Linked DNA regions of Homo sapiens: regions 2 and 3 are each linked to region 1. Evidence: chromatin loops called from intact Hi-C (ENCODE). Cell type or tissue: Caco-2. All regions are shown on one strand.

Region 1 (8,000 bases):
CATTCCAACCCTTCTTCATCAACTTGGAAGCTTTTACTTTCTGCTGGGGTTATTTTTTCCTGCCTGTCTCAGAATTCTCCAATTTCTTTAATAACCTGGAGTTCAGCATGACATATCTCAAGCCTTTTAACCAGCTTGCTTTAAAGAACAGTCTGTCTGGGCACAGTGGCTCATGTCTGTAATCCCAATACTTTGGGAGGCCGATGTAGGTGGATCACTTGAGGTCAGGAGTTCGAGACCAGTCTGGCCAACATGGTGAAACTTCGTCTCTACTAAAAATACAAAAATTAGCTGGGCGTGGTGGTGGGCGCCTGTAATCCCAGCTAATGCGGAGGCTGAAGCAGGAGAATAGCTTGAACCCGGGAGGTGGAGGTTGCAGTGAGCTGAGATCACACCATTGTACTGCAACCTGAGCAACAGAGCCAGACTCGGTCTCAAAAAAAAAAAAAAAAAAAAAAAAAAAAAGAACACAGTCCGGAAGATGAATTTTGCATCTGCCTTACAGGTCATTGAAACTATTCCCTCAGCGCATGTGTGCTTGAGAATCAAGAACAGCAAGCTTCATGTCTTCCTCAAGGAAACTCTGCTCCTGTCTTATGACATTCCTGGGAAGAGCTGCTTTATACAGTTCTTTTTATGTTGTGTATCCAGCCCCACCCCAGTCCCAAGCCTGATAATCTACCACGGAAAGATAGCAGTTACTAAGGTGGCTTGTTATCACAGGTCTGATACACTCCCTCATCATCTCACAGATGCGCACCTGATTCTTGACGTTGGGTAATCCACACGATGACCAGCAATACTACCTTGCTCACATACCTCCCTGTGTTGCATATTCCACACCTCTATCATGACTGCTGTCTGTAAAGGACACATGTCCAGCTTTATAGTCAGAGATGATGCCATTAATAATTCCAAAGAGAAAAATCTTTTGAATTGGCTCTACTAATTCTAAAATCATTAAAATGTCATTGTTCCTAAGGAAAATGGTCTAAGATCTATCCTCAGTTGCTGTACTCACAAATGACCAAATAAGTCTGAATTCGTATCTCCACCTGCAACAACGTTTCTTGTTATGTTTTCAGAATACCCGTGAAGTTACCAGCCTAGGGGTGACTTTAAGGGTGGAGTGTGTGCATGTGGGGAGAAGAGGTTTGTCCATAGAACTTCTTTTTAAAATGCATTTATAAATCGTGGTCTAGGGTGCCCCAAATCTTACTATTAGTGCTATATGATGAGAGCATTGACAAGAAAATGGGTTTTTGTGGACTGGCATGGGAGTTAGGCTCTCGCTTTTACTTTACGTGGGCGAGGCACAGTGGCTCATACCTATAGTCCCAATGCTTTGGGAGGCCAAGGCAGGAGGCTCTCTTGAGCCCAGGAGCTTGAAACCAGTTTGGGCAACAAAAACAAGATCCCATCCCTACGAAAAATTTAAAAATTAGCTGGGCATGGTGACACACCTGTAGTCCCAGCTACTCAGGATGCTGACGCAGGAGGATCGCTTGAGCCCAGGGAGTCGAGGCTGCAGTGAGCAGTGATCAATCCACTGCACTCCAGCCTGGGCAACAGAGCAAGACCATGTCTAAAAGCAAACAAACAAACGAAAAAACCCCATAAACATGTAACAGGAGCGTCATCAGCCCTTTGACGCTAGTATGTAGTGTGTTCTGCAATAGTTTAGAACTTACACAAATATAGGCCTTTCTCAAACAACCAAGTGGTATTTTCTGAGTTTGTATAGTGGAGAAGATATAGGCGTTAAAAGACATGTTTACTTTTTTAATAAGCAGTTCAATTGTTTTTCTTATTCACGTAACTCAGGATCAACAGTAACTTCATCTAATGTGCCATCAGAGCAGTCGCAAATTGAATGAAAGTGATGGCCACCACAAAATCCTTTTTCTCCTGAACTCTCCATAAAGTCTCCTTTCTTTGCACATCTTTGTGCTAAAATAATTAGCTACTTGTAAAGACAGTACACATAGCAACACTACACATTCACATATTTTTCCCACATCTGTTGTCTTATTTAAGCGCAACTTATTTGGAATCAGAATTGAATTCAAATTGGGACTAAGGCAGTAAGTAACTATGACCTCGAGGAAGTCACTTAAGCTCTCTGGGTCTCAGTTTTCTCACTTGTACAATGAGATTAATAATAAAAATTATGGCTGAGCAAGTGGCTATGCCTGTACTCCTAGTACTTTGGGAGGCCGAGGAAGGTGGATTGCTTGAACTCAGGAGTTTGAGACCAGCCTGGGCAACATGGTGAAACCCCATCTCTGCCAAAATACAAAAATTAGCTGAGTGTGGTAATGCACACTTGTGGTCCCAGCTACTTGGGAGGCTGAGGTGGAAGGACCACCTGAGCGGGGGACGTTGAAACTGTAGTGAGCTGTGATCATGCTTCTGCACTCCAGCCTGGGTGACAGAGCTTGACTCTATCTTGGGGGGGAAGAAATTACCTCACTGGATAGTACAGATTAAATAAGCTAATATTTGCAAATTTCCTTGCACAGAGTATGCATTCAATAAATGGTAGATTAATCTCCAATAACTGTCCCAAGCTTTGTAAGTCTGCCAGATGGTTTTAATTATCCCTGCCTGGATAGATGAGTTTAAGTGACTTATCCAGGGTTAAACAATTCATTAATGGCAGCACTAGTGCTTCTGATTCCAGGGACCCACCCCAGCCCATCACCCCCAGTCAACTTTATAGACTTTTATAGAATGAGATGCTGTGTCCAGCACAAGAAGAGAATTCTCCTTGGTGAAGGTAAGAGCCACAGGATGCGAAAGACCATGAGTGACCATGGGCTTCGGTACTGGAAACTCCTCAGGTTTTCCTAAGCAAAGGATAGCTGGACCAGATGTATCTGCAACAATCACATTTCCCTGGTGATCAAAGGTCACAGCGGAGGCAGTTATTTTGGAGGGAAAGTAGAGGCTCAGCCCAAAGGTATCCACTTGGCCGACAAGCTGCATACTTGAGCTAAACACTTTCACCCTGGTGCTGCAAACCCCAGTCCCCAGGGCCAGGGGGTGCTCCAGGACCGCAATGGCCCCGGTGAGCCAAGACACTGCCACCCCTCGGGGATTGCACAGATGAGCTTGCAACCTTTCAGTTCTCCGAAGGACCCCTTCCGCGAAGTCGACGTCCAGGAGGTGCAGGGACCCTGCCTCCGCATCAGTTACCACAATCCCATTCTGAGGGGTGGTCTCCACACCCCAAGGTAAGGAGAATTGGCCTCCAATGACAAGCTTGATCTGGCCAAAAAAATCAAACACTTTGATGGAGCGATCGCCGGCGTCAGTGACAACCACATGGCAGTCGTTGGTGATGGTGACATCCACAGGGTACCTAATGTCTTGGGCAGCGTCCCCCTTCTCTCCAAACTGATGCGCGCATCCTCCCCCTGAGTCAAAAATCTTGACACGCCTCCTGCCGTCGTGCACCACCACGACACGCCCCGTCTTGGGACAAAGCGCCAGTCCGGTGGGGTTGACCAGGGTCCCCCAGCCGCCGAAGGTGTGGTGGCAGGTGAGGGCTCCGGGGGCGCTGGGGGCGGCGCGATGGGCGGCCGGGGACTGGCGAAGCGCTGAGCCCAGGAGCTCTATGAGGTGCAGCACCGGCAGGCAGTCGCTGGTGTCGCAGCCCCGGCAAGCTCGCCTGCAGAATGGGCACTCGAGGGCCAGAGTGCGCGGGTGCGCCAGGGCGGCCACGCAGGCCAGGCAGACCACGTGGCCGCAGGACAGGTTGCGCGGGCGCCGCTGCTGCCGGTGGCCAAACTTCTCAAAGCACACCTTGCACTCGAGCAGGCTGATCTCCGCCTCGCGCATGAGCTCATGCAGCGCTGGCCCGCTCTCCGAGGCTTCGGCCGCCATGGCGCGTCCTGTGCACTCCCGCCGCGCCGCCTGGCCGTGCCCCAGCGACGCTCTCGGTCACGGTCACAGTCATGGTCACGGGGTGGGACGTGCGCCCTGACGTCGAGCGCCGCGGGCCTCTGCACTGCGATCTGCTGCCCCTTGGTGGGCACGCGCGGCACTGTTTCCTGAGGGCCTGATGGTGGACGTTTGCAAGACAAATCCACATGCGCGTTGTGTAGACCTGTAATCGTCACAGCAGTCATGGATGGATTGTGTACACTTTCAGATGAGGAAACACACCTATTGAGGACAACAGGATTGCTCCCTGTCACCCAGCCTGTAAGCGGCAAAACAAGAACTAGAACCCAATCTTCCAGCCCGGGTGCCTAGCAGTGTCTCCAATCCGCAGCGCCGGGTGCTACGGCTGTCCGGGCATAAAACATGGTCCCTTAGCTCATGATGCTTATGATCTGAACCGGAAAACACGAACACACTAGAGAAGATAAACTCCAAGGGAGGTGAGGCAGATGTGTACATTTCTTTTGTGTCTTCTGTCATACTCATAGTTAAGTCAATGTTAGATGAATACATACTTGTAAAATGAATTTGTGCATGAATGAATGTTATAGAACAACAACAACAACAAAAAAAAATCAACGAGGTGAATGAGTGTCAGATGGGGCAACCATGCTGGAAGTGTCTTGCAGAGTAATTAATATGAAATAAGAAAGCTGTTAGTTAATAATAATTACCATAGAACTTCATTTTTTTGTTTTTTAAGACAAAGTCTCACTCTGTCACCCAGGCTGGAGTGCAGGGGCACGATCACAGCTCACTGCAGCCTCCATCTCCCAGGCTCAAGCAATCCTCCCACTTCAGTAGCTGGGACTACAGGCATGCACCATCACACTAGGCTAATTTTTTAATTTTTTTGTAGAGAGGAGGTCTCACTATGTTGCCTAGGCTGGTCTTGAACTTGTGAAAATTGTTCACATTCCTCCCCACCCCTTGGCCTCCCAAAGTGCTGGTGTGAGCCACTGTGCCCAGCCTATGGAATTCACATATGCCTGCCCCATTGTGTTAGGTTGGTGAAAAGGATTCGCAGTGTTTGCCATCACTTTTAATGGCAAAACCGTGATTACTTTTGCAGCAAATTAATAAATAATTTACATAGATTATCTTGTTTAAACCTCATAGCAATCCTACAAAAATATGTTATTTTTATTGTCTTTTTTTCTGATAGAATTCATAGAAATCAAATATCTTGCCCAGGGTCACATGGCTAGGAAGTGGCTGGCCTGGAATTTGAAGCCAGGCAGTTTGACTTCAGAGTTACCTATTTTAGTCATTTTCAAACTTCTTTGCACATGGTAAACACCTGGGTCGCACCCGAAAAGTTTAATTGGCCCATGGTGTGGTCTGGACAGCTGGGATTTATAAAAGCTCCCCAGGTGATTATAATGTACAGCCAAGTTTGAGAAACACTGCATTATAATAATTCCCTCAAATGACACTAAGTTCAGTTTTTCCAATCTCAGTTAAGACCAAAAACAAAGAGAATTTGCCATATGTTGGAAAATCTTCAAACAAGGGATAGCATAATCTGTGTGAAGAATCCATTGTGGTATTATAATCTCTCATTTTTCTTTTTCTTTCTTTTTTTTTTTTTTCTTTTTGAGACAGAGTCTTGCTCTGTCACCAGGCTGGAGTGCAGTGGCGCGATCTCGGCTCACTGCAGCCTCCACCTCCTGGGTTCAGGCGGTTCTCCCACCTCAGCCTCCTGAGTAGCTGGGATTACAGGCACCCGTGACCATGCCTGGCTAAGTTTTGTATTTTTAGTAGAGATGAGGTTTCACCATGTTGGCCAGGCTGGTCTCAAACTTCTGACCTTTCGCGTCAGCCTCCCAAAGTGCTAGGATTACAGGCATGAGCCACCGTGCCTGGCCCTAAACTCTTATTTTTAAGGGGTTCTCCCTCAAATGTCTTATGTGAACATTGTGCTTAACAAAACCTTGTATTAGAGAATTTCTTTTCCTTTAGAGATCATAATCATGAACATTCACCTTCTGATTTGCTAGATTTCTGAGAAAACACAATATTTTATCCCCTGTTGAGGCCCCTGGAAAGAGCTTTAATGTAAGACAAGAAAGAACATTTTCTAATCAAATGTCATTTGACTCAAAGATTGCGTACTGGGACACAATAACCAACTTAATAATTTCTGACTACATTTCCATCCCAAATAAACAACCAACTAAAATCACATTATTTATGCAATCACACCATTGCATAATTGATTAATAACAAATATGTCTTGAATCTCACTCTGACATTTGGCATTTCCTATGACTATCATTTCCTCCTCCATGGCTGGGCCTCCATGGATTTACCCTGTGCTTCCCTCCGATATTCCTTCTATAGAGGGTCCTGGACTAGCATGCCCATCTTTTCCTGCTTCCACCTAGAACAAGCCCTGAGAGTTGTGGGGGCAAAGGGCTTGAAGAGCAGAACGTCTAGTTTCCAAAGTGGTCAATGGCTGCCCTATGAAAAAGTACCATACTATAGTGGAAGGAGAGTGGGGACCCAGCTCAGGATGGTTCCAGCAGAGAAGAGAGCACAGGGGGAGCATGAGTTAGGGGGAGTCAGTGCTTAGACAGGTGGGCTCCTGGTTGTGCAGGTGGGGCAAATGTGCCAGACACATGCAGTTTAGAAGGAATCCCAGAACAAGTTTAATGATCCAATTACAACTCAGACTACCTGACAATGATGTAAGGGAAAGGAAGATGAACAAGCCACACAGAATGGGCTTTGCTTCCAGCCTTGCCCTCCTCCCAGGGGCGTCTCTGACCACCACTCTAATTTTTAAGCTCCATGTTCTTGGCATCTCAGGGGTGAGGGATGTGGTGGCAAGAGGAAGAATGGCTGTTTTTGAATTTTTTGAGTAAGTCCATACAAAAATGAGTGGAGATGTATGTTTGGAAATGGGGATCTAGAGATTTGAGTGCATCTCAAGTTCAATGCAATTGAGTGTTCCTCAGGGTGCCACCTTCAGTCTTTTTCTCTTAGCTTCCTACCTGTTTCCCTGAGCAATGCCATCTTCACTTCCTCGTGGTTTAAATGACCAGTTATAAGCTGACAGCTCCCTGCCTGTACCCCTAAGACAGCCATACCATATGAAGTTCAATGTTCAGTCCCTACCCCTACAACCTGTGATGCCTGAGAAAAGGATTATCTTCAATAATCAATAAACCTTTATCTGCTAGCACACCCAATAGTACTTAAATTGCTGAATGAATGCTGACTCTAATAGCAGGAGAAAGACTAAATAATAATTGTACTGCCACATTACAACATTATACAGCTATTTAAAAATCTTGCTTTTGAAAAATATTTAGTGACACTGTTACCAGTAGAAGGTTTGACTACAAGTTGTCCAGGTTCTTGGCTTTTTGAACAAAGAATTGGACAAAATGCACAGCAAAGCAGAGAAAGAATGAAGTAACAAAAGCAGAGATTTATTGAAAATGAAAGTGCTCCACAGGGTGGGACCTGGCTGAGCAGTGGCTCAAGGGCCCTGGTTACAGAATCTTCTGGGGTCCAAATACTGCCTAGAGGTTTCCCACTGGCCACTTGGTATTCATCCCATGCAAATAAAGTAGTGGCCCGCAATCAGTCTGATTGGTTGCTTTTGCTTGCTGCAACCAATGAGAGGCCGAAGTGAAGTTACAAAAGTTACACTCCTATGCAAACGTTTGATTGGTTGCAGATGTTTCTGCCACGCAGAAAAGGCTAGGGGCGGTGGGGTGGTGGAGGTTACAAAGGGAGTAGCCTCTGGTCCTTTTGTTACTTAGGCATGGAAAGTTGAGGTTTTCCTTTCAATTTAGTTCTAGGAAGTCAGCATGAATCAGCCTTAGGTTCCCTGCCTCAAGACCCTATTCTCCTGCCTCAACTCCAGGAAGGGTGAATGAAATAGAAAGAAAGATAGTGGAGATACAATACTGTATCGTAATGTGATCACAACAACCTTGTGAAAACATTCACATGTATGAGCAGACAAAAAAGATGAGAAGAAAATACATCACCATCATAGCAGTAATTATCTCCAGTGATAGGACTTGATTGCTTTTCTT
Region 2 (8,000 bases), 290 kb before region 1:
AACACTACCAAAAAAAATCCCCAATCAACAATGATTAGTTATTGTTTTTAACACAGGAAATTGGACTTGACAGTAGAATACTTTGAGTTTCAATTGTGACTTGACCACGGGGAAGCCATTTCACTCTCTGAGCCTCAGTTTCTTTGTTGGCAAAACCAGAATAATATTATCTATTTCACCTATTTAGATTTCTTTTAGGATCATCTGAGTTAACAGTGAAAGTGTTTTGAAAACAGTTACATAAATTTAAGAACCATTAAAAAGCAGTTTCATTGACAGTAATATTTTAAAATATTCAACTTTGAAAATGCTAAAAATTTTGAATTTCTAATACTGATATTACATACAGTATTAATGCCTGTGGGTCATACCATGTACAAACGTGTGATTTTTTTTTTTTTGACATGGTGTCTCACTCTGTCACCCAGGCTGGAGTGCAGTGGTGCAATCTCAGCTCATTGCAACCTCTGCCTCCTGGGTTCAAGCCATTCTCTTGCCTCAGCCTCCTGAGTAGTTGGGATTACAGGTATGCGCCACCACGTCTGGCTAATTTTTATTTTTAGTACAGATGGGGGTTTCACCATGTTCGCCAGCCTGGTCTTGAACTCCTGGCCTCAAGTGATCCGCCCGCCTTGGTCTCCCAAAGTTCTGGGATTACTGGCGTGAGACTGAGAACATTTTAAACTACAAACATAAACATACAACCCTTAGCCCTCAGGGCTATAATATCATTACATGTCTCATAGACTCCGGAAAACTCCACCAATACATGCGTGATAAAATGAGAGAGCAGAGCCAAACAACATGTTCGTGTTTATATTAAAGTAGTTTTGACCTCACAGGCCTCATGAAAGGTTCTCAGAGACCCCAGATCACACTTTTAGAACTGCTTGCTTACACTGCAAAGTGAGAAATAGGACATCTGATTGACACTGATAGCGTCCAATACAGTAAACACACTGCACCTGGCCTCATGTGATTTTAAGTACCTGAACCTCAGACATACGAGGACTGTGACTATTGGTGATTCAGCCACTGCTTATCCCATTTTTTTCTATTGCTCTTAAAATAGTTTAATAACTATAATAATACCTCCCTATTTGACAGAGAAAGTATAAGGATTGGTCTTTCAAAATCAGGATTTCAGAGACAATTCCTTACCCCTACTCATTGCCTAAATGAACAGATCTTAAGTTTGTTGGGGGACTCTCAATAACTCAGGGGCTATTTGTACCAAATTTACACCTCTAGGAAAAGTAGAAGGTGAGGCTCCTTGCTTCAATTTTGGCTTATTCTCCATTGCATTTTATGTATTTACTAGGCAGATCAGAATCCTTAACAAGGTGTCTCACTGTTCTCAAGCAGGCAATACCTTCGCATTTAGAGATTCAGGTGTGTGGACAGCATATGTAAGCTGCCTTCAAGGCCCCAGGTCCCCAATCCTTGAAAGTTCGTTTCTGTAACTCAGAAAGTGTGTGTATGTGTGAGATTAAAAATGCCCTGATGGTTGGCTGAATGCCTTATGTCAGTCACAGTGTCCTAAATCAATGTCAATCAGATATCTTATTTCTCACTTTGCAGAGTAAGCAAGCAGTTCTAAAAGTGTGATCTGAGAACCCCCGGGGTCTCTGAGAACCTTTCAGGAGGCCTATGAAGTCAAAACTACTTCAATAGAAACATGAACATGTTGTTTGCCTTTGCTCTCTCATTTTATCATGTGTGTGTGTATTGGTGGAATTTTCCAGAGTCTATGAGACATGTAATGATGTTATAGCCCTGAGGGCTAAGGGTTGTACGTTTATGTTTGTAGTTTAAAATGTTCTCAGTCTTAGGGTCCAATACAGTAAACACGGATATAACCCAGACACATGAAAGTTCTTTGGAGTCCTTGATACTTTTTTTAAGAGTGTAAATGGGTTCTGAAGTCAGAAAATTTGAGAAATGCTACAGTAAGCTATCCAACGTGGCATGTCCTGCGACCACAGTGGCAACAGGGCGGCCCCATCCCACCTCTACACCTGAAGGGTGATTATGGGACCAAAAGTTATTTCCTGAGGATGTGGGTTTACAAGGGATAGACCTAGAAGAACATTGTTGTCTATTTAATCTAGGACGAGGGTCTCCTTTAGGCTTGTGTTGATCTTGAGATCTCCTTGGAATTACTCAGAAGCATAACTAAGAACCTCCAGAGCTTCTCAGGAGCTTTGTGGAAGAACACAGATATTCCCAGAATCCTCACCATCTCACACCTAGAGCCTTCTCATAAAGCTAGGCATCACCTCGACACCTACTGTTGCCCACTTATGCCACTCTGAAGCCTGGACTCACAGGAGATCAGCCCCAACTGCACAGCCCCAGATGATACAAAATAGCTGTTTTTCCTTCTCAGTGGTGATCGGAGGGCACTATCCATCTTAGTTTTACTGAGGGCTAAGCTGGATACAAAAAGCAACATCACAGAGACAGGCACCCAGATTCAACTACGAACTGTATAGGAATGAATCTTGATTGCATATGTATTTATATGTTCTCCTACCTTTAAATAATAAACCAGAAGTTCGTTAAGAGCAGGGTCTGCATTCAGATTGACTAAGTAGCATTTGTCATCCCCCACCTTGATACCGGACATCTCCAGGGAAATCCCCATGCTTTCAAGTTGTCGTTGTCTTTCCTGTGCACAAAAACAGACAAAAGAAGGAAACTCTGTTTGTTGTTCTATTCACAAGATGTATCCACGGAAAGAGTAAGTCACTGTTTCTGGGGACAATGCCAATGGGATTACACATGCTACTCTGCTCAACCACATTAACAGAGAGTCTACAGTGCATGACATCTTGTGGCAGGCGTGATAGGGGCACCAAGGATGAACCAGACACCATTTTGGCTCTTAAGGAGCTTAGAATCTAGTAGAGGGAACAAGACCACATAACTAGAGCACAAAAGAGGAGAGTGTTGTGCTATTGAAGGGTACAAAATGCCAGGGGCTTCCCAGGAGAGACATCATGATGGGTTAAGAGACCAAGAAAGGCTGCAGAAAGAGGATATATTTGAGATAGTTCTTGAAGCATAAGAATAATTTCAACAGAAATATAAAGATAGGGTGTTCTTGGGGCATGGCATACGGAAGCACACTAAAGAAAGGTTCTGGACATACTAGATGATTTCAGGGGCCAAGAACCCCTGGCAAATATCAGAAAGCAGTGAGAGTTAAGGCTGGAAGAGAAGGTTGGGTCTCTACTGCGGAAGGCCTTGTATTCACTCATTCATTCATTCATTCAAGATATATTTATTAGAGTCTACAATGTAGTAGGTATTGATCTCGGGCTGGGAATACAGCACTGAACCCAATGAAGTCCCGTCTTTCATGAAAAGTTATATTCTGGTGGGAGGAGACAGGCCATAAGAAAACAGTTAAGTCAATATGGTACATAGAATTTCCAATGGTGTTAAGTACTATGGAGAAACATAAAGCAATGTTAAGCGGGACAGTGAGTGAGGTGTAGGGGTATGTGTGGGTGTGAACGATATCTATAAGAAACACATCAGCAGAAGGCTGGACTGGGTTCCAGTGACTGCTGTTAAGCTACGTGATTGGGATGGTCCAATATTTCCAAATGATCAATGAGATTAAAAATGTTCGTGAAATATATAATGTAGAGAAATTCATAATGCACATAACCCCGAGAATTAGTCCTTCCTTTATATTTTAACTTAAGTAAAAGTTAAAATATAAACATACAGCATTTCCTAACAAGCCCAAAGAATCAAATACATTGAAAAATTATGATATGCTATACGTTACAAATTCTCTGTCAATTAGGTAGCCTCTTGGGAGGCTAAGGCGGGTGGATCACCTGAGGTCAGGAGTTTGAGACCAGCCTGGCCAACATGGTGAATCCCTGACTCTACCAAAAGATACAAAAATTGGCCAGTTGTGGTGGCACACACCTATAGTCCTAGCTATTTGGGAGGCTGAGGCAGGAGAATAGCTTGAACTGGGGAGGCGGAGGTTGCAGTGAGCCAAGATTGCGCCACTGCATTCCAGCCTGGGTGACAAAGCAAGACTCCATCTCAATAAAAAATTAAATAAATAAAAATAAAATAAAATAAAATAAAAATCAGGTAGCCTCATGCTTTGCCAGGTGATCTAAAAATCACAAAACAAGGCTGGGCACAGTGGCTCACACTTGTAATCCTAGCACTTTGGGAGGCTAAGGTGGGTGGATTGCCTGAGCTCAGGAGTTTGAGATCAGCTGGGGCAACACGGTGAAACCCCATCTCTACTAAAGTACAAAAATAATTAGCCAGGAGTGGTGGCGCAAGCCTCTAGTCCCAGCTGCTCGGGAGGCTGAGGCAGAAGAATCGCTTGTACCCAGGAGGCGGAGGTTGCAGTGAGCCGAGATTGCGCCACTGCACTCCAGCCTGGGCGACAGAGAGAGACTCTGTCTGCAAAAAAAAAAAAAAAAAAAAAAAAAAAAATCACAAGGCAGACTTTCGTTTAAATGTGAAGAGCAGGAAATATGAATGACATTTTCTGTAACCATGCTTGTTCAAATTTAGTGCTATCTAACACGTCTAGCAAATATACAGGCCAAACTGTACATTGATAAAAAGACCTGACGTCAATGTCTAAAAGTGATCTTTGCTGGGCGAGGCACAGTGGCTCATGCCTGTAACCCCAGCACTCTGGGAAGCTGAGGCAGAAGAATCACTTGAGCTCAGAGTTTGAGACCAGCCCGGGCAACAAAATAAGACCACAGCTCTACACAAAATAGATAAAATTAGCTGGGCATGGTAGCACATGCCTGTGGTCCCAGCTACTTGGGGGGACTGAGGGAGGAGAATCACTTGAGCCCAGGATGTTGAGGCTGCAAGAGAGCTGTGATTGAGCTGCTGTACTCCAGCCTGGGTGACAGAGGGAGACCTTGTCTTCAAAAAAAAAAAAAAAAAAAAAAGTGATCTTTGCAATCTCTGGTTCAGCAGAAAAGGGCCCTTAAAAGACTTTCTGAGGCTGGGTGCAGTGGCTCATGCCTGTAATCCCAGCACTTTGGGAGGCTGCGGCTGGCAGATCACCTGAGGTCAGGAGTTTGAGACCAGCCTGGCCAACATGGTGAAACCCCATCTCTACTAAAAATATAAAAATTAGCCAGGCATGGTAGTAGGCACCTGTAATCCCAGCTACTCGGGAGGCTACGGCATGCGAACTGCTTGAGCCCGGGAGGTGGAGGTTGCAGTGAGTCGAGATCACGCCACTGCACCCCAGCCTGGGCGACAGAGTGAGACTCCGTCTCAAAAAAAAAAAAAAAAAAGACTTTCTGAAGATGACAGCAAACTACACAGAAAAGACAATAAGTGAAAAAGAATCCCAATATTTTAGGGCTAAATTATCAAGCTACCTGTGCTATCTCTTCTGTTTTTCTCAGCTTCTCTTCCCAAGTCACTGTTAGTTCTTTTATCAGCTTTTCAGACTCTTCGAGCTTCTCCTTCAGTTCAGGGGCCTTCATGGCCTTTAAAATGAAATCAGAGATATCTGATGTTCAAAATTTTTCCACCATCATATACAAGACAATCAGTTACTGTCCCTCTTAAGCAGTTATCAATAGTCTGTTGGAAAAAATTAAGTTATATGCTGTTAGGGTGGGTTTTTAACCTTTATTAATCAAACGAATGTAAGAGAACATGGCTGTTCCCTGAAAAAGAAATACCAGTGTCCTGAATGAAAATGAAACAAATCATTAGTCATTTTATCCATTATACTTAAATTTCACATTTAAAGCCCTAAAAGATGCTAACGTTCAACTTTGAAATAGATAAGCAGGACAAAAGGTTACTTAAGCAGACTTCTTTTTCAATAAGACGGAGGTTAACACTCATCATCAATAAATGAATTCCAGTTAAATTAATCTGCTAGAAAAGGTAAAGACTTCTCATGTATTTTAAATTTTGAATCTGGGCCTTTAGACTACCTTTCTCCACTGATGGTCATGCATTTTGTTATTTATCATTATCATTCACCCAGAAGCAGCACAGCTGGCTAAAAAGGCAGTGGTTTCCCTTCTAGTTTGTTCAGGGAGAGTAACTAAGAGGTTTCAATACAGATACTTGCAGCTTAACAAAATTTTGAGGGGAGAGGCCTTTACTTGTCAATAATATGCTTTGACACCTTAAAGTAACATGAGCCTCTACAAAGTTAAAACTCTATGAACAAGAAAGATGGCAGAGCTTGGACAAGAAGCTGGGATGTGATGATCTGGAAGCTAGCTGAGTATGCCTGAGGCTCATGGTATTAACAGAGCCTGACAGTGGCATTTAGTGCTGAGTACAGTGGGACATATATGAAAATTATAGGCCAGGCCAATGGCTCCTGCCTGTAACCCCAACAGTTTGGGAGGCTGAGGTGGGTGAATCACTTGAGACCAGCCTGGCTAACATGGCGAAACCCTGTCTCTACTAAAAATACAAAAAAAATTCACTGGGTATAATGGCGCATGCCTGTCTGTAATCCTAGCTACTTGGGAGGCTGAGGCAAAAGAATCACTTGAACCCAGGAGACAGAGGTTGCAGTGAGCCAAGATGGTGCCACTGCACTCCAGCCCGGGCAACAGAGAGACTCTGTCCACCCGCCCCCGCCAAAAAAAAAAAAAAAAAAAAAAAAAAAAAAAAAAAAAAAAAAAAGAAACAGAAAAAGAAAATTCTAGGTGGACCTATGTGGCTGGCTCTTCTTCTGTTTCCTTCAGCCAGGTATTGCTTGAGCCATCTCGCCCAGATTATGTGGTCACAGTAAAAATGCAAATAAGTAGATAATCCACCTATAAACACATTGCAGAACCATTATACTTTCCTCCTAGCATCATGACTATTTTCAAGGTTTATCAGCATTTTTATTTTTCTGGTGTTTTGCTACCCTTCTTACAATCTATCTGAAAATTATACTTTATGCACTGAATGATTATAAATTATAATAAAAATCAGCAACATTTATTGAGAACTTACTATGTGCAAGGTATTGTGGTAAGTGCTTTCTAGTATCAATGTTAGGCTAGGGGTTGGGGATAAAAAAATCAATAAAACACAGCATCTTGTACTTTAAGAGCCACAGCCTGGAAGAAGAGAAAGATATATAAACAAACAATTACAATGTAATGCCAAGATCACCAATTAATAGAGTATTCAGACTCTTGGCTTCACCTTTTTGTTTTTTCAGTCTTCTATTGATTACTTTTTGATAAAATATGCTGATGGATAGAAGTATTAACATAGTGCCTGGCATGTAAATGCTCCATAAATAATGGCCATTAACTGTGTTTTTCTTTCTTTCTTTTTTTCTTACAACTTAGTACTCTCCCAACTACAGTGGGGTCAGAAGAGAGTGGTGAAGGAATGTGAACTTAGAAGTGTCAGATACACTCCCAAGTCCTGGCATGTGGAACCCTGTGACTTAAACTAAGGCACTTGGCCTCCAAAGCTGTCCTCTTAAATATTTCAAATAAGACAGTGCCTCACCCAATAATTTGCAAAAAGCAACACCTATTTAGAAGAGTATATCATTATTAAAGTTTCAGTAAAGCCAAAGAAAGAAGATAACAATGCAAAAAGATTTTGTTTCTTGTCAGGGCCTGATATAAATGGAAAAGAAAAAGATTTCTGAATTATTCCTAATGTTTAATTATCTTTGATCACGCCGTTTCCACAGCTTAACAAGGAGATAACACCTAACTAAATTCTCTGAAAATTGCAAGGCCCTGTGGAAATAATAGTTTATAATGTTAATATAAACAACATACTTTCCCACTGAAAGTTCAAAGGCCAACTGATTTAGGGAAGCAAATGATCAGGTAGTAGCAGGAATTATCTCTTATTTGTTTGTTTCCATGACTATAAGTTCCTAGGACAGAGTATGGTATTACTCATGTTGGTCCTCACAATGCTTAGCATTTGGCAGATGCCAATAAACACTGAAGTGCTGAACCACATTGAGATGATGTATTAGTCAGTTCTCA
Region 3 (8,000 bases), 540 kb before region 1:
TCGATTTCTCGCGGGGCTTTAGCTGCCTCCCTGACGATCGCCGCCCCCTGCTCCACGGCGCCCAGTCCCATAGACCGCCCAAGGGCTGAGGAGTGCGGGCGCACGGCTCCGGACAGGCAGGGAACTCCACTTGCGCCCCCGGTGCAGGATCCACTGGGTGAAGCCAGCTGGGCTCCTGAGTCTGGTGGGGACTTGGAGAATCTTTATGTCTAGCTAAGGGATTGTAAATACAGCAATCAGCACTCTGTATCTAGCTCAAGGTTTGTAAACACACCAATCAGCACTCTGTGTCTAGCTCAGGGTTTGTGAATGCACCAATGGGCACTCTGTATCTAGTTAATCTGGGGGGGACTTGGAGAATCTTTATGTCTAGCTAAGGGATTGTGAATGCACCAATCGGCAGTTTGTATCTAGCTCAGGGTTTGTAAATACACCAGTCCACACTCTGTATCTAGCTAATCTAGTGGGGACCTGTAGAACTTTTGTGTCTAGCTCAAGGATTGTAAATGCACCAATCAGCACCCTGTCAAAACGGACCAATCAGCTGTCTGTAAAACAGACCAATCGGCTCTCTGTAAAATGGACCAATCAGCAGGATGTGGGCGAGGCCAGATAAGAGACTAAAAGCAGGCTGCCCGAGCCAGCAGTGGTAACGGGCTAGGGGCTGGTTCTATACTATGGAAGCTTGTGTTCTTTTGCTTTTTGCTATAAATCTTGTTATTGTTTATTGTTTGGGTCCACACTGCCTTTGTGAACTGTAACAGTCATTGCGAAGATCTGTAGTTTTACTTCTGAAGCCATCCTAGACCACGAACCCACCGGGAGGAACAGATAACTCCAGACAGGCCGCCTTAGGAGCTGTAAAGCTCACCGCAAAAACATGCAGCTTCACTCCTGAGCCAGTGAGACCACTGAACCCACCAGAAGGAAAAAACTCCAAACATATCAGAACATCAGAAAGAACAAACTCTAGACATGCTGCCCTTAAGAACTGTAATACTGCTAGGGTGTGTGGCTTCATTCTTGAAGTCGGTGAGACCGAGAACTCACAAATGTCAGACACAATCCGGTGCAGACTTGATACCTGTTTTATGAAGGGGCAGCTGAGGAGACTCTGGCGTTTCCCATGGCCTACGAAAAGCCCTAGGAAGGAGTCGAGCCTGAGAACAATGATCATATTAATTTGAAGGGGGCGGGGCGGTTCTGGGGTGCACTTTAAGAGGTATGCACCACTTAGTAAACTAATTAAAGCCTATTGTGAATGACAGGGATTGTCAATGAGGCAGGTCAGATTCTGATTTGATGGGCAACCCATCAATGAAATAGATAACACCTACACAGTTGGAGGATGAAGATACAATCGATATGCTCCAACAGCAGACAGGAGGTGTTTCCTGAAGAGAGAACCTGGTTCTTCACTCCAGAACTGTTAACTTTAAAGACCAAGATTACATTCGCAATTAGAAAACCGATTTGGTTCCACCACATCGTGAGTACTATAATATAGCTTTCTCTATTCTTTCATTTCCCCCTTCCCCATTTCTTTATTGTACATAACGTAACTGGTGTATGTGCACAAGCATATTCCTTTTTTTTTTTAACCAAGCAGCCAATGGTATGTTTCGATTGACATCAAGTGGTGACGGGATGGGGAAAAACACTGAGGCTGTGGAAATACCCCATTTTCTCCATTAGTGGCATGCTCAGTCGGCTCTTACGTTTATATTCCAGTAAGTTATTTTGCTCTCACTATTTTAACAAAAAAATAAAAAAAATCCTTGCATACCTTGTTCAGTTGGAGAATTTTAATGTTTTTCATTTACCATTGTAAAACCAAGGACAATTTTATACTTTTTTGTACGTAGCTGTTACGTGTAGGGCAATCTGTCTTTAGGGATAAATTACTCTAAAACAAAGAATCCTAGTTTTCCCTTCAAGTTAAGCATCTTGTTTAAACTCCTTGTTTTAAATGAAAAAAAGTATTATCATTCTGGTTTCTAATTTTTGAATTTTTGATGGCTGTCTCATTTATTTTCTTTGTTTTGCTTTTGTAGATAATCCTACAGGAAATACGCTTGACTTGTATTGCTCTATTCTAGTGCTCATATTTCTGTAAGGTAGATTTCTAAAAGGATTAAGGATTCACAAGGCTCAGATATTCTGAATTTGGGTGGATGCTGCCTAATTATCCTTCGAAAAATGTCTAAGCCTATACTTCCACAAATGACTGAACCTGTTTTTCTCCAAACCTCGTCAACTCTGGATACCACCTCTCTTAGTCATTTTTCCAGTCTGATGTGCAAAAACATGACATGGCCTATTTAAGTGCATAAAATTGATCAAGAGTGAGGACAGTCTATTGAATAAAAAAGATAAGTTCTCATGGTTAGTAAGAATAAAATGAGCCAGGATATTAAACATGGAAGAGTATATAGGCCTGTGAAAAGAGGGAAAATGAAGAAACCAGGAGAATTGTGGAATTTTTTGAGTGCAAGAAGAAGGGGGGCCTCTGTTTGCAGGAAAATAGAATAGGAATAATACAAAAATTTTTAATTAAAAAATAGAGAAAGGGGAGCCAGAGTAAGTGGGAATTTGATGAGGTTTAGTTGAGGTTTCAGTTAATGTCCTACGTGTGTACAGCTTCAGACTGGCCAGGCATTGGGTCTCCACTTCATGTCAATGATAAGATGATGTAATAGAGTAAGTCTTAACGAGGAGGGTAAGATCAGCGATCAGGTTGGTGGGCTCCACCTTGCAGGGAGGTCAGGAGGAGGTATGGGATGAGTGCTGGGTGACACAGGCAAGGGTCAAATTCTAAGGGAAGAAATTGCGTTAGGCACAGAAGGCCTAAACTGACGTGCTCAGGAGCGTCTGTGGCTGTTCCCTCTGGATTCATTGTTTCCAGGTCTAAAAAAGGAAGGAGCAGCAGAAGCAACTCAATGTTTTTTTATATTTGTTTGTACCAACACTATATTTTACAAATATTTACGTTTGTCTTTCATAATAGCCTTCTATTGCTGACTGGACCAAAGCCAAACTCAGCCTCCCTCCCTGACCTTTCTGCATGATGTCACCCTTTCTAGCATCTACCCACGGCACTCTCTTGTTGGCTTCCTTCCTCTCGTATGTCACAGTCATTTTCTTCACACACTCGACTTATTTTCAGTTTTTTAATCTCATGCTATCCCTACCCAAAGCAATGCTTTCTCTTGGCCCCAATCTCATATTTCACAAGTAAAATCCAATCCTAATCTAAAATAGTCTTTCCTTTTGCCAGAATATCATGGGCGATGTACTTCTATGAGCATATATCTCAGAGCTGCTCCACAGTCTTCTATTAGTATAAAGCGGAGAAGGCTGAACAGATTACTTTAAGGCCCTCAGCTCTGAAGTTGGGTTTTGGAGCCTGTGGTGTTCTTAGCTTTGGAAATTCCTCCACCTACTGGTTGCCTAAAATCCTGTCTGTTCACATTATATAATGAGGTTCGCAGTTGTTTTATGAGATCGGCCTATTTTTAAGAGTAACACGGGCCTCTTGTGAATGATGACACATTTCTAAGTCATTTCGAATTCCTAAAATAAAATTAAAAATGTGCTATAAAGAAAATATTTTCTTATAATAGAAAATGTTTTCAAGCAGATGACAAATTTCTTAATGCTTTTGAACAACCATTAGGGGGCAGAAAATCATTACACAGTATAGCAATTCAATCCACGTTAGGCTGGAGAAGAGAAAGCCTATTTTATGTGTATTTCCAAAAGTTAGTACCAAAATCAAGTTATTTTTCAGTGTAATCATTGATTTGGTGCTTGGGTATCTTATTTACAAAAGAAGCCTTCCGTAGTGGCTTTATTTTTTACAACTTGCTTCCTATCAGTGTATCAAATCAGATGAACCTTACTCTGAAGGAAACACTTTAGAGACCAATGTGACATCTTGGGGCAGGGTTGCCATATATGACTAGTAAGAATAGTTGAAATATGTTGATAAACTAAAAGTAAGTTTATCTCACTAAAAATTAGAGAAATTCATAACAAAACAATAGATTTATGGCTGCCCAAGTTTCAGGAACTCTCTTTTCAGTCACCCTATCAAACGATGGGTTCAAGCGTGGTTAAAAATAGTTCGCTACTTCTTTAACAGCTTCTCTTCCCCCAAAAAACAACTCCTTAAAGATTAGAATGCAATTATTTCTACTTCTCACTTCCATTCCCCCATCAGCCAGCCTTTCACCTCTCACCCCATGAAACTTCCCAATGAATGCCACCCTTGACTTCCTAATGGCCGAATCCAGGTTCTCTAATTGGAAGGATGATAAACAAGCACTTGCTAATTTAAGTTTAAGAGAAATTTATTAAAAGTATATCACAAGCTGGATACAGTGGCTCACGCCTGTAATCCCAACACTTTGGGAGGCTGAGGTGGGTGGATCGCTTAAGCCCGGGAGGTCGACACCAAACTGGCCAAAATGGAGAAACTCCGTCTCTACAAAAAAAACACACAAAAATATAGCCAGGCATAGTGGCACTTACCTGTAATCCCAGACACTTGAGAGGCTGAGGTGGGAGGATCACCGGAGCCTGGGGAGGTCAAAGTTGCAGTGAGCCATGATCATGCCACTGCACTCCAACCTGGGAAGCAGAGCGAGACCCCATCTCAAAAAATAAAATAATAGGCCAGGCATGGTGGCTCACGCCTGTAATCCCAGCACTTTGTGAGGCCAAGGCGGGCAGATCACGAGGTCAGGAGTTCGAGACCATCCTGGCCAACATGGTGAAACCCATCTCTACTAAAAATACAAAAATTACCCAGACGTTGTGGCAGGCGCCTGTAATCCCAGCTACTTGGGAGGCTGAGGCAGGAGAATCGCTTGAAACTGGAAGGCAGCGGTTGCAGTGAGCAGAGGTTGTGCCACTGCACTTCAGCCTGGGCAACAAGAGTGAAACTCCGCCTCAAAATCAATCAACCAATCACAGCTCCTGAAATTAAAGGAAGCATAGGTAGCAAGAGTTAATCAACACTCTTATCAGATAAGGGCCCTCTGCTGGCACTACATTTATTCCATCCTTGGATCACTTGGCTCAAGTTTCCAAGTCCTCATAAGTCAGTCCAATCTGCTGAGCTCGGGCCACATACCCACCTGGTGGCTTGGAGTGAGCAGTGCAGAATGCCCTGAGAGTCTTAGCACAGGTGCACACATTGGGGGAAGAGTTAAGTGGAAATTCTCTCTCTCCAAAAGAAGGGGGGAAAAAAGAGGTAGTGTGGTCAAAAGAGAAAATGTCCACCACAGTTTTCATCCTTCCTGATTTCTTTGTGGTTTTCACACCAGATGTAACTCCTGTGATGGTTAATTCTATGTGTCAACATGACTGGCCAAGGGGCACCCAGATTAAACGTTGTGTCTGAGTGTGTCTGCGAGGGTGTTTCCAGATGAGGTTAGCATTTGAATTGGTGAATTCAGTAAAGCAGGTTGGCCGCCTCAATGTGTGTGGGCATCATCCAATCTGTTGGGAGCCTGAACAGAACAAGAAGTGGAGGAAGGAGGAATTCTTCCATTTTTTGTTTCCTGCTTGCCTGCTTGAGCTGGTACATTGGTCTTCTGACCTTGGACTGGGAATCACACCCATATATATACACATATACATACACATGCACACCCATATATATATATATACATACGCACACCCATATATTTACACATATACATATGCACACCCATATATATACACATATACATACACACGCACACCCATATATATACACATACGCACACCCATATATATACACATATACATACACACCCATATATACACATACACACGCACACCCATATATATACACATACACGCACACCCATATATATACACATACACGCACACCCATATATATACACATACGCACACCTATATATACACATATACATACACGCACACCCATATATATACACATATACATACACACGCACACCCATATATACACATATACATACACACGCACACCCATATATACACACACACGCACACTCATATACACACACATACACACGCACACCCATATATATACGTATATACATACACACGCACACCCATATATATACACATATACATACACATGCACACCCATATATATACATATACACACTCGCACACCCATATATATACACATATACATACGCACACCCATATATACACATATACATACACTCGCACACCCATATATACACACATATACATACACACGCACACCCATATATATACACACATACACACGCACACCCATATATATACACATATACATACACGCACACCCATATACACACACACACACACACACACACACTGTATTGGTTCTGGTTCTCTGGAAAACCCTAACATGACTCCTTTCTTATGGAAAGTCTCTCTTCCCACTCAATCCTACTTTCCTACCGACCTCACTAACTATTCCTTCTCCATCTCTGTTTTTTTTTCTCTGTTCTTGGCTTTCTTTTCTTGTTTCATTGTTTTCCATCTACTTGTCATTTCAAGGGCCATCTGTATGCCTATGACTCTCTCAATCTGTATTCTTTTTTATTTTAAAACTTTTTTTGCTTTTGCTTTTTTTCTCTTCTTTATTTCTGAATGATCAATCTGTATCTTTACAGATGCAACATATTCAACAGCTGGTGTCCCTTGGATGGCCCACCAGCACCCCACTGCCCCACTTCCACCCTCTTGCTCTCCCTTCCTCTGCCTTCTTCATTTCCATGAACGGCATCACAATCCACTCACCCAGTCATCCAAGCCACAGACTCTCTCCAAATACATTCAGTCATCAAATTCTGCAGACTGAGGCATGGTGAGGCAGTTCACCCCTGTAATTCCAGCATTTTGGAAGGCTGAGGTGGGTGGGTCGCTTGAGCCTAGGACTTTGAGACCAGCCTGGGCAAAATAGGGAGACCCTGACTCTTAAAAAAAAGAAAACAGTCTGCAGATTGTGCTTCCTTAATTTCACTCAAATGTCTCCTCTCCTTTATATTCCCATTGCTATTGTCTTGCTTCAAGTTCTCTTCATCTTATCTAGGGTGTAGTCTCCCAACCGGAGTCCACATCTTCAATTTTACACCATTTCAATCCATCTTCCACACTGTTCCCAGAGAGAGATTTCTGAAAAAACAAATATGACCAGATTTATCTCCCTCGTTAAAGCCCTTTATAACTTCTGCTGTCTACAGGATAAAGTGCAAACTCCCTCACATGGGACCAAAGCCCTATATAAACCAACCCCTCCCTACTTTTCCAGATTTGTCTCTATTCAGATCTACCTCACACCGTAAGTATCAGCTTGGCTATTTCCGTGAACTTTGCCCATGTTGCCCTTCCCCTGAAATCGGCTTCCCTCCGATGTTCTCTCTGTCTCTCTTTTTTTTTTTTAAATTAGAGATGGGGTCTTGCTCTGTCACCCAGGCCGGAGTGTAGTGGTGTGACCATAGCTCACTGTAACTTCAGACTCCTGGGTTCAAGCAATCCACCTGCCTCTGCTTCTCAAGTAGCTAGGACTACAGCTGTGTACCACTCCACTAGCTAATTTGTTAAAAAATTTTCATAGAGATGGGGTCATGCTATGTTGCCCTGACTAGTCTCTAGCTCCTGGGCTCAAGCAATCTTCCTGCCTCAGCCTCCCAAAGCTCTGGAATTACAGGTGTGAGCCACCACACCTAGCCATCTACCATGTTCTTTTTTGTTGTTGTTGTTGAGACGGAGTCTCACTCTGTTACCCAGGCTGGAGTGCAGCGGCGCGATCTCGGCTCACTGCAAGCTCCGCCTCCCGGGTTCATGCCATTCTCCTGCCTCAGCCTCCCGAGTAGCTGGGACTACAGGCACCTGCCACCATGCTCGGCTAATTTTTTTGTATTTTTAGTAGAGACGGGGTTTCACCGTGTTAGCCAGGATGGTCTCGATCTCCTGACCTCGTGATCCGCCTGCCTCGGCCTCCCAAAGTGCTGGGATTACAGGCGTGAGCC

What was found. Hi-C counts contacts between places; a loop is a spot of excess contacts. Peaks named below come from ENCODE experiments on the same cell type or tissue, not always from the same donor. Only the 100,000 strongest peaks of a DNase experiment are listed, where the experiment ranks them.
Region 2: a loop joins it to region 1, with 4 times the contacts of the local background. A loop is called at or near these places in 63 of 110 quality-filtered maps.
Region 3: a loop joins it to region 1, with 3 times the contacts of the local background. A loop is called at or near these places in 17 of 110 quality-filtered maps.

Annotation. Positions count from the first base shown.
Region 1 is chr6:18,118,719-18,126,718 of GRCh38, forward strand. NHLRC1 (NHL repeat containing E3 ubiquitin protein ligase 1) reads right to left here and starts at 3,959. Exons shown (of 1, transcript NM_198586.3): 1 at 1,722-3,959. The coding sequence starts at 3,888. The coding sequence ends at 2,701. In Caco-2, a CTCF peak has its summit at 4,043 (motif pointing left); a DNase peak (open chromatin) is centred at 4,003; H3K4me3 peaks cover 1,149 bases; H3K27me3 peaks cover 156 bases.
Region 2 is chr6:17,828,565-17,836,564 of GRCh38, forward strand. KIF13A (kinesin family member 13A) reads right to left here. Exons shown (of 39, transcript NM_022113.6): 12 at 5,397-5,507; 13 at 2,537-2,671. Among named protein-coding and RNA genes, the nearest start is that of NUP153-AS1, 130 kb to the left of the region's middle. In Caco-2, no CTCF peak of the experiment used is centred here; no DNase peak of the experiment used is centred here.
Region 3 is chr6:17,580,908-17,588,907 of GRCh38, forward strand. LOC102724591 (a long non-coding RNA gene) reads right to left here. Exons shown (of 5, transcript XR_007059485.1): 4 at 6,769-7,143; 5 at 4,884-4,980. It also overlaps the pseudogene SUMO2P13. Among named protein-coding and RNA genes, the nearest start is that of FAM8A1, 15 kb to the right of the region's middle. In Caco-2, a CTCF peak has its summit at 3,511; DNase peaks (open chromatin) are centred at 564 and 5,034; H3K4me3 peaks cover 345 bases.